2 separate regions of the Mus musculus genome follow, and region 1 is linked to region 2. The links are chromatin loops, found by intact Hi-C in ENCODE. Cell type or tissue: heart. All regions are shown on one strand. Region 1 overlaps Ank3 (ankyrin 3, epithelial). Region 2 holds the start of Ank3 (ankyrin 3, epithelial).

Region 1 (8,000 bases), 58 kb before region 2:
AGATCCTCCTATGACAGGAGTTACCTGCTCATACTAAGACAGGCTGAGGGCAGCTTGCGGAGAGAGCAGATTTGATTCAATGGGTTTCTGACAGATTACGTTAACTGTTTGACAGCATCTGGCTTGAAGAGTGGCCAGAGAGAGACTGAGGGTCCCCTCCACTTCTGGTATGGTATGTGTCAAGTAATTCGAGTCAATGCCGTGTTCTGAAGATTTAACTATAGTGGATGTGTAATGGGCAACCAAAGGGATTTTGGAAGTAATTACTTTTGACTCTCCTCCCAAGTAGCCCATTTGAAGAGTGGATTGAAGTTAGTAAACACATGTGTTTGGGATCCTAAGAGCATCTGTCAGAGCCTCATGTACAAAGCACAGCTGAGGCTTCTAAAATAGTACCACCCATCCTTTAGACCCGGCCTCTGGGCTGCAGGAGTGTAACAGAGGAAGGAAATTAAGGAGCCAGCATAAAGAAAGTAGCAAAATGGAGAATGGCCATCCTATAGGATACTGGGACAAGATTTATCCATAGGCCAGGAAAGCATAGGAAGGAATTAAGAGCTGAAATTGCCCTGAACGTCAGTCTGAAAAGACACAAACAAATGCTGTTGTTACAAACTGACACTGATTCAAAGGTCAGGGCATTGTGAACTAATTAAAGAAAGAAAGGAGAGTATAGCTAAGTGTCGGTGAGGACGGAGGGAGAATGCTCGGTCTTCCATGGTATTACTGAGTTATGTAAGGACACATCCCTTTCCAGACACACAGAGCAAATCCTGGAGAAGCAAATACCATTAGAGCTGACACTTACTTACAAATACTTCAATCTCCTTTCTCCCAGCGATAGCCATTATGGCTGAATGCTGATAATTGTTCAATCACAGCTGATGGAATTAATTAGGCAACTTTCTCCTCTACACCGTGTGGTGTGATAAAACTATGATAAATGTACAGAAAATAACCTTGACTTCTGAGTACACAAAGAAAGCACAACCCAGCCGGGGCTGGAGAGAGAGAGATCGGTGGCTAAAAGCACTTGCTGCCTTTCAGAGGACAGGAGTTCAATTCTCAGAACCCAGGGTGTGTTGCTCACAACCACCTATAATTCAAGCTCAAGGGCATTCAAGGTGCTCTTCTGGTCTCCACGGTACCGGCATTCAAAGTTGTGCACATACACATGCGCGCACACACACACATACACACGCTAAAAGTAAATCAATAAATCTTTTTAAAAGACAATAACCCTGGGCCTGGAGCGATGACTCTGCAGCTAAAAGCACTGACTGCTCTTCTAGAGGTCCTGGGTTCAATTCTCAGCAACCACATGGTGGCTCAAAACCATCTGTAATGGGATCTGATGCCCTCTTCTGGTGTGTCTGACAGCTACAGTGTACTCATATACATAAATAAAAATTTTTTAAAAAGACAATACCCCAGATGGCACACTGAAAATACACTCAGGGTGTTCCAGGGAGTCCTGGGCAAAGCACCCCCAGAACTAACATGCTTTGTCTGAGAATCCATCAGACAGAAAAGTGGCTGGATTACCATCCAATGCTTCTAGGACATAAAAGGAAAACTGGGAACCACGACATCTAAACGGGGAGTGTCACAGTTATCTTTAAAAGCTCTTCGGAGGTTTCTAGAACACTTGCTCTCCCCTCCACGATCAAAAGCTCCAGGCTTCTCTATGTCAATGCTGCAGACTCAACTTTGCTTCTCACCGGAATTAAATATACATGACCGAGTCAATCCAAGTAAAAGCCGTGGCATTAGCAAAGGATGCTACGATGCTTGCTGGTTCGAAGCACGGCACTCAGGTTGATGTCTCCAACAAAGAAATCAGTAACACCAAATACACCATTTAGGAGTTCGCAGTAAGGAGATCTGAAGGGCTCATGGGTGGGTCTGAACTTCACACTGAATCCCATCAATAGGCCACTTTGAATGCCTAGACCTTTGTCCAAGTTCTTCAAAGACTATTCCCCTCGGCAGAAAAGGTCTCATGGAAATAATTAATGAGAAAAGGTTTTTTTTTAATATAAAATATTTGAAAGTAATAACCACGGGCAATGAACATGTTCACTTACACTTGTATCTAGTGCTTAGGAATGAAGGATATAAAAGCTGGAGGAGCTGTGGAACAGTCATTATTATTATTATTATTATTATTATTATTGCTATCTCTAAGATAACAAACAGCTTGGCAATAAAGAGCTCAAAGAACCAGGTTGGCTGGAGAGATGGCTCATCGGTTAAGAGCACGGACTGCTCTTTCCAGAGATCCTGAGTTCAATTCCCAGCAACCACATGGTGTCTCACAACTATGTAATGGGATCTGATGCCTTCTTCTAGTGTGTCTGAAAAGGGTGATTGTGTACTCATATACATAAAGTAAATAAACAAATAAATAAAATGTTAAAGAAAAAAAAAAAAGAACCAGATAAAACAACATCACTTTGAGATAGGTTATCACCTGGAATGTTCAGCCATGAGCATCACCAGAAATAAAGTCACTAAATTCCTAAAGGTCAGGAGAGTGTCTATACAAACTTCCCTTAGAGGTGAAGTCGTCAGGGACAAGAAACCAGCATGTATGTCCACCTGAAAATACGTATCTCAATAAGTTCTTCTGAGCAGGATATTCTCCAACAGTGCATGCCAACTATGAAAACACCACCGGAACTTAAACTTACCTTCTGGACTTATTGAGAGTGAAGGATTCTAAACTTAAACAGCCAACCAACAGATTGGACTCCAAGCCGCATTCTTTGTTGCTGTTTAAGTGTTTGCTTTAATGGCTGGTAACTAGCAAGAGCCGAGGTAAAGGCTTGAAGTGTCACACTTGTAACATATTTTAAACCTCTTAGGTTTTAAAGTCTTTGACAAAGGCTGTGCATGTCAACAGTGACCTCAGTAGGAACTCCTATTCCCATCGAAGGAATACCTGTGATTTCCTTCTAAATAGGGGGGGGGGGGGAAACATATGAACATGGACATGAACGTGACTCCACTTGCTTGCAGCCAAGTCATGAGCTCCTTAAGCTGAGAAGACGCTATCCCTGCAGGGTGACACCATGTTCTGCTCCAAACAAGTCAGATGCTACAGGAAACACTCCACAACACAGATGCGTCTCTAAACCACCAGTTGGACAAAGAAACTCCAGCTTTTGATACAATGTGTCCTGCGCAACAAATCTCACTTCTGCTTTCAGCCAATCGGTTGAGTGAGAGATACTCATTAAACCAAAGCAACTGAGCCACCAGTTTGAAAGCTCCAATAGGGAAAACGGGAAAGGAAAACTTACCATCTCTCTGAGCACACACACACACACACACACTGACAGCACCATATCACTTGTACAGCAAAACTCATTCAACTGCCTCGACGAACCTTTGGACCACACCATGGCCACACGAGCAAGAGCCAGACAGGAAGAGAGTGAGCACTGCCGGATGTCAGGTACACTTACCTGTAAAAGAAAAAGAGAGAAAAAAAGATTTTATATTCTGTAATCATGGAGGCCAAATTATCTCCTTGGCTCTCTCTACTAATGAGCTCTGACTTAAACTTTATCACAAGGTCAAGGGACAAACCCAAATCGTGTGGATTTTTTTTGTTGGCGAAGTCCCCTCCCCCCCATGTACATACTATGGTTGTTTTGACAGGGTCAAAAATGCAAAAATGGGAGAGATTATGGCGAGTTTGGTGATGAGCAATTGTTCTTCAGTTTATTGGTGAACAGACACAACAATAGAGAGGGAAAACAAATCTTGACAACATTTCCCTGAACAGTGTTTAATGACGGTCACTGGATCAGCTGTGGCTCTTCCTTCATGGGACAGAATGGTGCTAGTGACTGCTGGAAGTTTGCCAGCCATCTCCTAGGCAACGGGCAGGGAGAAGAGCCATAAATAGAATCAAACACCATCCTCCTCGTTTGCTACCCCGAAGTGCTTTCCCTTATCCAGTTCAGACATGCATCCTCAAAGGAGGGGCTCAGCAGGGACACTGTCCTTGACCTGAAGCCCAGCGTGCTGAGAAGACACCCTTAGTGGAAGAGAAAGATGCAAACAGAAGCCAGCCATTACGGAATGCCCGCCTACCCGTGCATCTAAATCCCTGACAGCCAGTGTCTGAGTTTCTCTCATGTGCCAAGCCCCAAAGAGTTTTTTACATACGTACATCCCTGAGGATCTGAAGCAACTTTAGGGTATGAGCTAGAGTTACCCTCATTTTCTCTAAAGGAGGAAGAAGCTAAACTCTCTCAGAGCCACGTGACCACAGGTGATAACCATAGAATAAAAATATAAAGTCTCCTTGAGTCAGCAACAACTCAGGTTTCAGATCCAAGAGTCAGGATATCAACTTCCTTCCTGAGAGTCACTCAATTCAATGCAACATTTCACTGAAAGTCCAAGGAAGGGTGGTCAATTGGATATTTCAGAAAAATATCAATATAACAATCCCGTGATTGTACAGCTATGAGGGCACCAGCCCCTCCGAATAAACTACTAGATGTGCTCTGACAGACCACAACTGGCAAGAATCAGATGATATGTTCTTATAGGAACTCTGGAAACTCGCCTCTTACAAAAGTCTCTATGAGTTTCTCGGAGTTAATATTTGGTATATAAAACAATACATAAGTCTATAAGTTCACATAACAAAATCTGTTACCGTCAACAGCATCCCCACATTCCCGTGTGAAGGCAAGGTGACTGCTCCTCTCAGCGGCCATCTTTTCGGACACTCCTGGAACTCTCTTTGAGGTCCACCTCCACCTGTCATACCAGTTTCTTAACAGTAACGTTACTCTACAGGAAATTTAAGATGTATTCATTTCATGTGAGTGTATGTGTGTGTGGGGGGGGGTTGGGGTATGTTGTGTGTACATTATGTGCACGTGGGTGCATGAAGAGGGCAGAAGAAGGTGTCTGTTCCTCTGAAAATGGATTTTAGATGATTGTGAGCCACCCAGTAAGTGCTAAAACTTTAATAGGATCCTCTTCAAGAACAGCAAGTGCCCTCACTTAGGCATCTCTCCAGTGCATTATGGGAATGCACTGATCCAAACATTGCTACTAGGTGGGACCAGTCACATCTCTTGCAACAAAAGAGCTCATTGTTTTCTAAGTCAAACCCTCCCCCTTAAGCAGTACTTGCAGTATTTGGATAGGAGTTTGCTGTATCATTATGGCCAGCCTTTCACATACACATAGCCCTTTCCAGAGTAAAAACTTACATGGGCTAAATAGTCCTTTGCTGTTTCTGGGACATGTGTGTTCTATAGTTGGTAGTTTTCCTGCCTCACTGTTGGGGAAACTCATACATGACTGATATAACAACTGGTTACCTGCCCTGTCCACCGTTAAGTACAGTATTAAGCATTTCACAAGTGTCAGATGGCCTCACATTAGGAAAGATGCTTTTTAAGAGGTATTATGGTCTCCATTTCCCAATAAGGATACAGGAATATACTGTGAGAAAGCTGATTTCTCTGAGGCAGTTAATCGAGACTCTGGGCCAGGTCTCCAAATCAAGACATTTTCAGGCAATCTGCTGCTGACTACAAGGAGGAGATGTGCCTCCTGGTGAAAAACCCTCATTTAAAAGGCCCAGTCACCCGCTTGTTAAGATTTCATATTTTATATCCTGTCTTAGCTCGAATCACTATTGCTATGTCAAAACACCATGACCAAAAGCAATTCGGGGAGGAAAGGGTTGATTCCACTCACACTGTTCTGTATAATGACTCATCATCAAAGGCAGGGAGGACAGGAACTCAAGCAGGACAGGAACCTGCAGACCAGAGCTGATGCAGAGGCCATGGAGGGGTGCTGCTTACTGGCTTGCTCCCCATGGCTTGCCCAATCTGTTTTCTTATAGAACCTGCCCACAATGGTCTGAGCCCTCCCCACTCAATCACTAACTAAGAAAATGCTCTACAGGCTTGCCTACAGCGTGACCTTACGGAGGCAATTTCTTGATTAAGGTTCCCTCCTCTTGGGTGATTTTTAGCTTGTATCATGTTGACATAGGCGTATCCAGTACCTGTTCTTTCTGAAGTCACTGGCTTTTCCTGTTATCACTTGAAAACTGGCGAGGAATGAAGCGAGTGTATTCAAGAGTATCGCAGTTAGGTTTCTATTGCTGTGACGAAACCCCACAACGTGGTGAGGAAAAGGTTTATTTCAGCTTACACTTCCACATCACAGTCTTATCACTGAAGGAAAGGCAAGCCAGGAATTCAAGGCAGGACCCTGAAGATGGATAACAAGGCAGAGGCTATGGAGGAGTGCTGCTTACTGGCATGCTCCCCATGGCTCGCTCAGTCTGCTTTCTCATAGAACCCAGCACCACCTTTCATAGGGGATGGTTCCGCCCACAGTGAGCTGGACCCTTCCAGATCAATCATTATGTGAAAACTGGCCCCAGGAAATTCTGACAAGCCATTTTCTTAAGTGAGATTCTCTTCACTAAAAGGACTCTTGCATGTTTCAAGTTAACATAAAACACAAAACATTGTGACCCAACATAATGAGGAATTTCCAAGTACAAATAATCAGTTTGAACCTGATTTTTTTTTCACTTCTCTGCCCCTCAAGAAAGTATTGGCCAACAGGAATATGTCTGGAGCATGTTGTTACTGTGGCTCTAACTCTTAGATAAGAGAGAATTAAGAAGGAGCTATGGCAAGAGAAGGAAGCAAAGCTTAGAATTAGAACAAAAAGCTACTCCCAGCCTGTTTTAAATGAATTCCACAAGATTAGAGGGCAATCGACTGTTACAGAAAATCAACAGTCACCTAAAGTCTGTGTTTAGTCTGGCCCAGAAAGTCCATTCTAGTGTTGCATAGCAAATGCTAGAGATGAATACTAGCAAATGCTAGAAATGAATACTCAGTGCATATTTAAGAGTATTTTTAATATGCAAGCAGTTCAGGTCTCTGCCTCCGATTTTCCAAACCTTTGCAGAAAGCTGTGCATGACTACTGACCTCAGCACACACACTCACTCACAGGCAAGACACAGGAAACACTGAAGACATCCTATAAGGCACTAGGGTGATAAATGCCGCCTTTCTCCTCTGTCCAGTATTCCATCCCTCCTCCTGCTTTGCCCTCATCGAACTTCAGCAGGAAACATGGCTGAGTTCTTTTTCACGGGAAGGTATTTTGTTCCTTGAGTGGCACAGAGTGTAGTCTCCTTTCTGAAAAGATCCGCACGCCCGTGATCGAACGGAAAACTGAGAGACATAAAGATCTGAACTTCAAAAGGACCACATCAAAAAAGAAAGAAAGAGACGAGGGGTTGGGGGTATAGATGGGGGGGGGGGAGATGAATGCATCTGCCTTTGTCTATTTTTGCCCCTGCATCAACTCATGAAAAATATTTTTTGTAGTCAAGAATAAACAATTCTAAAATAAAACATTCATCCAATTAGTGAAGAATGTTAAATGTTAAAGCTACCACCAAGTGCTAGAATGGTACACTGTCTATGCCAGGGGCAATTCTCACACTGAGCTAGAAAGAGAAAGATTATTCTACAGAAGAGCATTCTTCATCCTAAATCAATTATTCATTGAGAATCAAGGAAACGGCTTCTTGCTACTACCTACGATGCTATCAATAATTGCTTGGCTTTGGGCATTCCTAGTCTTTTAATTTAATGGGTGGACAGAGATGCTTTCTGTCAATCTGAACATCCCTCCGTGAGAAAGCAACATGTTACTTCATTACTAACTCTCCTTAATAAACACTTACGGGGCTTCAGAAACTGAGTTTTGTGCCATATTTTGGATAAGGAATATGCTAATGAATACAGGGCATTAAAAACCAAACAGTTAATGTACTGGAAGATGGCTTGGCTGTTCTTCTAGAGGACCTGGGTTTGATTCCCAGCACCCACAAGGCAGCTCACAACTATTTGTAACTCCACAGGCATCAGGTACACACACAGTGCACAGACATAGAGGTAGGCAGAATGTTATACTCCATAA
Region 2 (8,000 bases):
CCCAACACAGGGGGGGGTGGAAGTGAAAGTTCAATGCAACTGCTCAGGGCATGGCGGTCCCCCTACTCTCAGTAAACAGCATAGAGCCTTCCGGACACATGACCACAGGCCTGCAGCAGAAACTCCATAATGCTAGCGCCATTAACAACATGGGAAGTTCATGACACGGACACTCTCCGCCTTCCTCCAAAAGGGCATTGGCATTTGAGCACATAGTTGGGTCTCATCAGAGAAGAAAGAAACATACCTCTCACAGATAATGTATTCAGCTGGTTGCAATCGGGGAAATAAAGAGTGAGGGAAGGGGTAGAGGGAGCCATAAAAAACTTAAATACAGCAAGTTACATGGTGTTCACAGAATGGAAAAGTAACTGAACTAAAAGAATGAGAAATCCCGTTCTGAAGTTCCATAAAAAACAAACCCACTCACTGGAATGGCCTTTATTAGCTCACAGAACTGTAACTATGTACTTGTTTTTCTCTAATTTGACATAGAAATCAATAAAACACTCAAATGGGGGCTGGAGAAGTGGTTAAGAGCACTGATTGCTCCTCCGAAGGTCCTGAGTTCAAATCCCAGCAACCACGTGGTGGCTCACAACCATCCGTAATGAGATCTGATGCCCTCTTCTGGGGTGTCTGAAGACAGCCTCAGTGTACTTACATATAATAAATAAATACATAGATAAATAGATAAATAAATAAATAAATATTTGGGCTGGAGAGAGAAGAGCAGGAGAGAGAAGAAAAAGTTTTTGATGATAGCTACAGTGTACTTATATATAATAAATAAATCTTTAAAAAAAAACACTCAAAGAACCATTCCTAAGTCACCGACAGTGGACAGCATGGCCCAAGTCCAATGAGATGTGGAATATCAATAAACAGAGCCATGGGCTGGAGAGATGGCTCAGTGGTTAAGAGCACTGACTGCTATTCCAAAGGTCCTGAGTTCAAATCCCAGCAACCACATGGTGGCTCACAACCATCCATAATGAGATTCGACACCCTCTTCTGGTGTGTATGAAGACAACTACAGTGTACTTATTTATAATGATAAATAAATCTAAAAGAAAGAAAGAAAGAAAGAGAGAGAGAGAGAGAGAGACAGAGCCATGTGCTAAATGAGAGACTTTGTCTTGGTTAGTGTCTATTGCTTCGATAAAACACCACAACCAAAAAGCAAGTTGGGGAAAAAATGGTTTATTTAGCTTACACTTCATATCACTGTTCATCATTGAAGGAAGAGTCAGGGCAGGAACTCAAACAGGGCAGGAACCTGGAAGTAGAAGCTGATGCAGAGGCCATGGAGGGGCACTGCTCATTGGATTGCTCCCCATGGCTTATTCAGCCTGCTTTCTTATAGGACTCAAGACAACCAGCCCAAGAATGGCACCACCTACAATGGGCTGGGCCCTCACCCTTTGATCACTAATTAAGAAAATGCCCTATGGCTGGATCTTAAGGAGGCATTTTCTCTATTGAGATTCCCTCTGTTCGGATGACTCTGGTTTGTGTGCCAAGTTGACAAAAGATTAGACAGTGCAGACCTGGTTGGGGTATCTAACCAAAATAACGGTTTCCCTGCTTTTAGACTATAGCCTAAGTTTCATCCCAAGAATCCACATTAAAAACAAAAACGAACAAAGAGTCATGTGTGCTCTCCTTTCTGCCACTGTCATACCTGGCCACAATCCATCCCTGGGATCCTTCTCCCAAACACATAAGCTAAGGCTTAGATCCCTAAGGACACCAGGACTTTCCAAACCTTTCCTTGCCTTGCATTGTCTCTGGAAGGTTCTTACCACATTCATTTAGGAAACATGCAATTTCCTAAGACCTATCCAGACTAGTCCTTTCTCCTTTCCCATCTCTCCTTTCCTAACCTCCTCCCCCAACTAGAATTTGCTACTCCACCTTTCTGCCTCCAGACAACCTGTATCCACTTGTCTTTGGCACCCATAATACCTGCCCTCATCTCTACTCCGGACCACATCTGCTCAGTGAAGCACGTGTGAACAGACAGAACATCATCACCATTGTGTGTCCTGTGACACGGACCTAAGTAAGGCTGGAACCCTGATCAAACATTTCCACGTGGGTGCTGTTGTGGACTGAATTTCATCCCATCTACTACCCAAATTGTGGAAATAGAGTTCTCAAGAGATGGCTGTAGTTAAATGTGATCACGAGGTGATATCGTGGACCAGCACTACTGCTGGTCTTATTATAGAGGAAGACAGGGGGCTAGCCAGGGACATAGCCTTAGGGAGAGGGTGAGTGAGCAGCCTAAGAAGTCTGCAGGTTGGAAAGATTCAGAAGTTGACTGAATGGCACCTGGCCTCAGATTTCCAGCAGAGAGACCCCTGAGAGGGTAAAGTTCATCAAAGCCATGCTACATGGATGCTCTTTTATTACGTCACCCTGCACAGTGGCCTACAGGAATACCCAGAAAGCACAGTCATGAAATGTCACTTTGTGCATCCTCCCTGTGGTGGCTTGGTTCAACCAAACCAGCCTGGCATTTTTTTACAGTAAGGCAGAAAGAATGCTTGCCTGGCGGGCATTTCCTCTCCCAGGCAAGCCTGAAATCCCCCCCATGGAGATGGCTTAGTTGCTGTCATTCAATCACTCTAGAAAATATGATCCCGTCGATGATCTTTTCTTCTGCTTCTCGAACCTCTGATTGCTATGCTATCTGACTGATCTTTTCTTCTGCTTCTCGACCTCTGATTGCTATGCTATCTGACTGATCTTTTCTTCTGCTTCTCGACCTCTGTTTGCTATGCTATCTGACTGATCTTTTCTTCTGCTTCTCGAACCTCTGATTGCTATGCTATCTGACTGTTCTTCCTGCAAGACTTGCCCAGTTACAAGCAGGAGAAGATGAGCACGTGGGGCTCCTGGGTATTAGTAAACTCTTCTTCTCTTACTAGAAGAAGGAGAGATAAAGATCTTGGGTAAACAGTACATATGTATGCGCGCACACACACACACACCCTCTTCAAGGTCAACAGAATACAGGCATTATTAGTGAAAGGAATTGTCTTTATTAGATAATTTATTATTAGAGAACGGAAATAATTGATTGGCTCTGTTACACTGGTGTTGCCTTCTCGCTATTAAAAACACCTCCATGAGACAGTGTGAATCCAAATGTCCTAAGCTTGCTGACTGAGCTGAACACCATCCACAGCAGCACAAAATCTTCACAGCCATTTTGCCATGTACTTCCCTCTATACACAGATGTAACTTCATCCACAGACGGGTTTAATATAAAATGGAGGCCCATGTAACAGCATCCTTGAGTACTGAAAGGGTTTGGGAGGAGGTTGGGCAACACCACAGAGAGGGTGGGGTGAACGGCTCATCTGAGATGTTGCATGTGGCCACACCCACCGCTACTGCAGTGCAGGTCACTTGGGCCACTCAGACGCCTCCTGAGCTACTCCTGAGCTCTGATTTAAAAGCCAAACATAATTTCTTTTCTTTTTTTTAAAGTATATTCCATTTCATTCTCAACCACCTAGTTTAAAATTAATGCATATTCTCTTAAACATGTAAATATTTGCTGATTTAAAGAGACGATTCACTTTCAAACCAATAGTGAAAGATAATCTCTCTGAGCTGGAAAATATGAGACAAGGTTTCCTAACGGAAGAGCTGTTTGGTTTTTTTTTTTTTTTTTTTTTGTGGCTCTTCTAAACTCCTAGAGAGAAGTTACTTATTTAGCGCCAACTGCATACCAAGCGGCTGTGATGAACATCAGAGAGTCCATGTGCCTAAGAACACCGGACTCTAACACTAACTTGAATGCAGTGGCAGAAGAGGGGGGTGGACCATTCCCCAAGGGCCTGCTCTCTGCATACCAAGGTGAATCAAGGGATGGGACACTTGACCTTCAAGGATGCAAGGGATAACACTAAACCACTCGATACTGAAAGGCTCTCTTGGTGTCAAAGATAGGTGTGAGAAGAAAATGGTTTAGCTTGGGGGTGGGGGTGGATGCTGGTAAGAACTCCACTGTCCTTCACAGGAATGAAAGACAAAACATTGGCACAAGGGTGCAGTATTTTGAAGGACTGGAGTCTGGTGGTCTGGAATTTGGAGTCCACTGAGCCACAACACAGACTTTAGAAGTGGGGGGGGGGGGGGCAACGGAGGCTTTAGTCAAGAACATGGAGGCAGCAGGCAGGACACTGTGGCATCGAATGGGAAGGGCTCATGGCTGTCTAATGCATTGTGCGCTGCACCACACAGAATCACCTCATGGGAGACATGAGATAATGCCGGAAAAAAAATTTCAAGGGGAAGGGGGGAGAAAAAAAAAAAAAAGAATCAGGTCCAAAGAGTCCACGTGATTTACAGCCACCCCAAGACGCTGTTCATTTTCATCTAGATTGGGCTGTCAGGCTTCATGTGTCCGCCTGGGTTCTCTGTGACACTCTGTGTTCAGAATCGTGGTGGAGCCTGTCAGGCACTTAAGGGGATCAGCTCAGAAACATGAGCAGAGCTGACAGTTTGCCTTGAGAAAGGCCACCCCTCGGCTAGGCATTAAGCAAATCATTTGTGCTGTGCAGCTGCGACCCGCTCCCTGGGGAAATCACACTCGCACCTTTTCTGATACCGTCAAGCCCTGTGGAGCCAAGGTCCAAGAGGGGAGAGCTGACTTCAAACCAATCTGTACAGCTTCACTTGGTAGGGTGTTGAACGGCTGCCCAAGAATGTTGGCATGTCCCCGAACATGCCTCAGCTGAGCCTGCTGGTAGCAGCTCCATTAAAGTATGTCTTATTCAGAGGAACCTTTTTCATAAATAGTAAGTAGGCTATGAGCATTTTTTGAAATGCTTGATCGATTCAAGCAAGGGTTGCAATCTTTCATGTTCTCTACTATACCCAATCATTCCCTGGGCGTCCACTGGCTGAGCATACATCACATTGGGAGGCAAGGAATCATTTTAAAGAGACATCAGCAGATATATCAGACCTGGGCATTAAAGCATAAAAATCTAAGAATTCGAACTGAAGACGCAGAGAGCCCATCACCCATCCTCCTTCAACAAGCCATGAGCTACAGTCCTGTTTCAAGGGACCTGTTTTTCTTTGTTCCAGATGTATCTAGCCTTGCCTCTGGTGGCACACCTTAAATCTGAGACAGTTTATGAGCCACAGTGGGTTAAAAAAAAAATCACAGTCCCGCATCTGAGAATCACCTTTCTTTCCCATTTCAAAATGAACAGAAAAGTTCAGGGCACATCTTAGGATGACACGCACATTCGTGACACCCAGAATGAATCTACAGGTTTGCTGCAATCCTCTGCCGCTCTTTTGACAAAACCTCAAACCGCGTGGAAAGCAGAATGAATCCCATGAACTGAATGGATCCTGGAGACATATGGCTGACAGGCAGCTGGGCTGAATGCAGACCCGAGATTTATCCGCCATCAAAGGAATCGATAATTAAAATGGAGCTCACCTCCATGCTGGGTTTTTTTTTTAAAGTCTAACTACAGGTTTCCCCAAGTTTGCCTAAAATATATATTAAAGCTTAGCATCCATAACATAAGAATATTCATTAGTAATTGTACCCTACCGATCACAAGCATGGGGAAAATTCAAAAGGTAGGGGAAACACACCCACTCACATAATTAGGACATATGTTTACTTAATGTTCCTTTCATTGCTATTAGAGGGAACACTAGCTCAGCAAATCCAAATCACAATGTTTTAACTGTTTCAATATTGTAGCCATAGACCCCAGTCGAGGTGTTTGCCAGCAACCCAGAACACACCCCATTAACAGGGGAGAAAAAAACAAAAGCAATTCTTGCTTCTAGTGGCTTCTTTCTCGGGCTAAAGACAGCTCTCTGGAAAAGGCAGCCTCCAGATCACCTCCCGGGAGCCGGGAGAACAATGAAGAACGTGTTGATCCTGCCTCTTACCTTTTTTCCTTTCCTCTTCCTATGAGCAGGCTTGGCGGGCTTCTCCTTTGGCTCTTCACTCATCTTTCCTTGAGATCAGGGGAGTTGAGACGAGGCAGGAGATCACCTTCCGTGTTCCCACATCCAAACCCACGGCAAAGAGTCACAGCATTGAGACCAAAGTCCATTTAGGGAACTCCCCAGGCAGAGCGGCTGCTTCAAGCCAGCCCTGGCTGCTGTCACGGGCAACTCAGCTCGCCTCAGGGAGGAACTGGGTGTTCTCTCCAGCAAAGCCCTGGTTATTCCTCCAAAGAAAAATCAATATTCCAACCCTTTGTTTTCTTCCTTCCTTTCTTCCTTCTTTCTTTTTCTTCCTTTCTCTCTCTTTTTATTTGTTTTTTTAGCCAGTCGTTACCCCGAGAAAAGATCTTGACAACATTTCAGGGCTTGCTTCTCCACGGTGATTCTAGCTTGGAAATGGTGAGAGAGAGAAAGGGGGAGGCATACGTGCATGTGCGCTGCACACACACACACACACACACACACACACACACACACACACACACACAGGAATAAGCTAGACTGCTGACGAATCTCTGAAGCGTCCCAGGGGCTGGCTCACTGCAGTTTGCAAGCTGGGAAGCCAAGCCGAATGTAAATGCTCTGAGATCAAGCCTCCAGAGGACACATGTGTTGAAAGCATTGGGTATACCCAGGAGGCAGCAGTGGGGGTGGTAACGAGAGATCGGGTTACTGGTTCGTGAAAACACACACACACACACACACACACACACACACACATTCTCTCTCTCTCTCTCTCTCTCTCTCTCTCTCCCCCACCCCCAACCCCAACCCCATGATTAAAAACAATAAAGAGACCTGTTACTACAGAAGACAAAGCTGGATTCTTACCCAGTGAGGTGGTTTTTGTTGTTGTTGTTTGTTTTGTTTTAAAATGTAATTAGCAAAAAATAAATAAAATAAAATAAAATAAAGTTTGCAGATTGCCTAACCAAAGCTATGGACTTCTAATGAAGAATCTGTCACACGGAGCCCATACCTAAGTTGCCAGTACCACATTCAAGCTTTGGTCATGAATATATCAAACCAACCATGAAAAGGAGCCCTCCAGAATATTCAAGAAATCCAAAAGGTTCAGCCCCTGGCTTTTTCTGTGCCAGAAACATCCTGTGCTCCTGGATAAGGCACTCAGGTCAGTGCAGGTCTCTGGCCACATTACAGCCACCACAGGGTCCCCAAGCACACAGAGGCACACACTCCTGCTCTGGGCCACCAAGATTTTGAGAGGTCTCTGGGTGACTTCACTCCTTTGTGGAAAGTCTCCAAAATGGTCCACGCATCGGAACACAGCTGATTTACTGTCGGGTGTGGTCGCTTAAGCATCTTTGGAAAGTGTTAGGAATCCATTCTTGTTAGGAAGGAATAAGGTTCTGGGTCCCCCCCCCCCAATCCCGGCCAGATCACCTTTAAGATGGAAGCAGGTCCCTTGAGCTAAAACACATGTACACTAGGAAGGGAGGAACGAGCGGGAATCCAGAGAGGAGGCTGGCTCAGGGAAGTGGATTTTAATTAATATGATCAAAGACATACAGGAGCGTAAATGAGACCCAGAAGGCCAGTTTTCAGTGAGGTACATGGAGCTATTTAATACTGGAGACACAATGCTAAAATACTGAAGCCAAAATCACCATTTCTCATCTATCATTTAAGCAGGGTTGTACCTATGTTCAACAAATCTGGACTCCCCAAGCGCCACCCCCCTAAAAATGAGTGAGCATGAGGGCAGCTTGAGACAGCTCTGTCATGGACACCAGGGTTACAAGTGCTTGCTCCAGCGACCCATGGAGATCCTGCGCACTGTGGGTTATTTAATGGTTGTTCTGCGGCTGCGCATTACAAACAGTAAACCACCACTCAAAGGCTGGCAGGGAGCATTGATGGCGGTTGCCCCACCCCTCCGTGACCTGGGGGTTCCTTCAGCTTTGAGCAGCTGCTAACCTGTCTCTCCCGTTTCTGCTGCTGTTCTGGAATGTTTCTCTGGCAGAGTAATAAAAGG

The links. Peaks named below come from ENCODE experiments on the same cell type or tissue, not always from the same donor. Only the 100,000 strongest peaks of a DNase experiment are listed, where the experiment ranks them.
Region 1: it touches region 2 in a loop (4-fold over the local background); 3 of 42 quality-filtered maps call a loop at or near these places.

What each region holds. Positions count from the first base shown.
Region 1 is chr10:69,590,520-69,598,519 of GRCm38, reverse strand. The region is part of intron 1 of Ank3 (ankyrin 3, epithelial); the gene reads right to left. Among named protein-coding and RNA genes, the nearest start is that of Gm33464, 31 kb to the right of the region's middle. In heart, a CTCF peak has its summit at 1,400 (motif pointing left); a DNase peak (open chromatin) is centred at 3,919; H3K4me3 peaks cover 670 bases; H3K27ac peaks cover 2,224 bases.
Region 2 is chr10:69,532,229-69,540,228 of GRCm38, reverse strand. Ank3 (ankyrin 3, epithelial) reads right to left here and starts at 6,521. Exons shown (of 43, transcript NM_146005.3): 1 at 5,945-6,521. The coding sequence starts at 6,007. Gm51806 (a long non-coding RNA gene) reads right to left here and starts at 5,939. Exons shown (of 2, transcript XR_003949008.1): 1 at 2,728-5,939; 2 at 1-2,680. In heart, no CTCF peak of the experiment used is centred here; a DNase peak (open chromatin) is centred at 4,688; H3K4me3 peaks cover 3,472 bases; H3K27ac peaks cover 4,164 bases.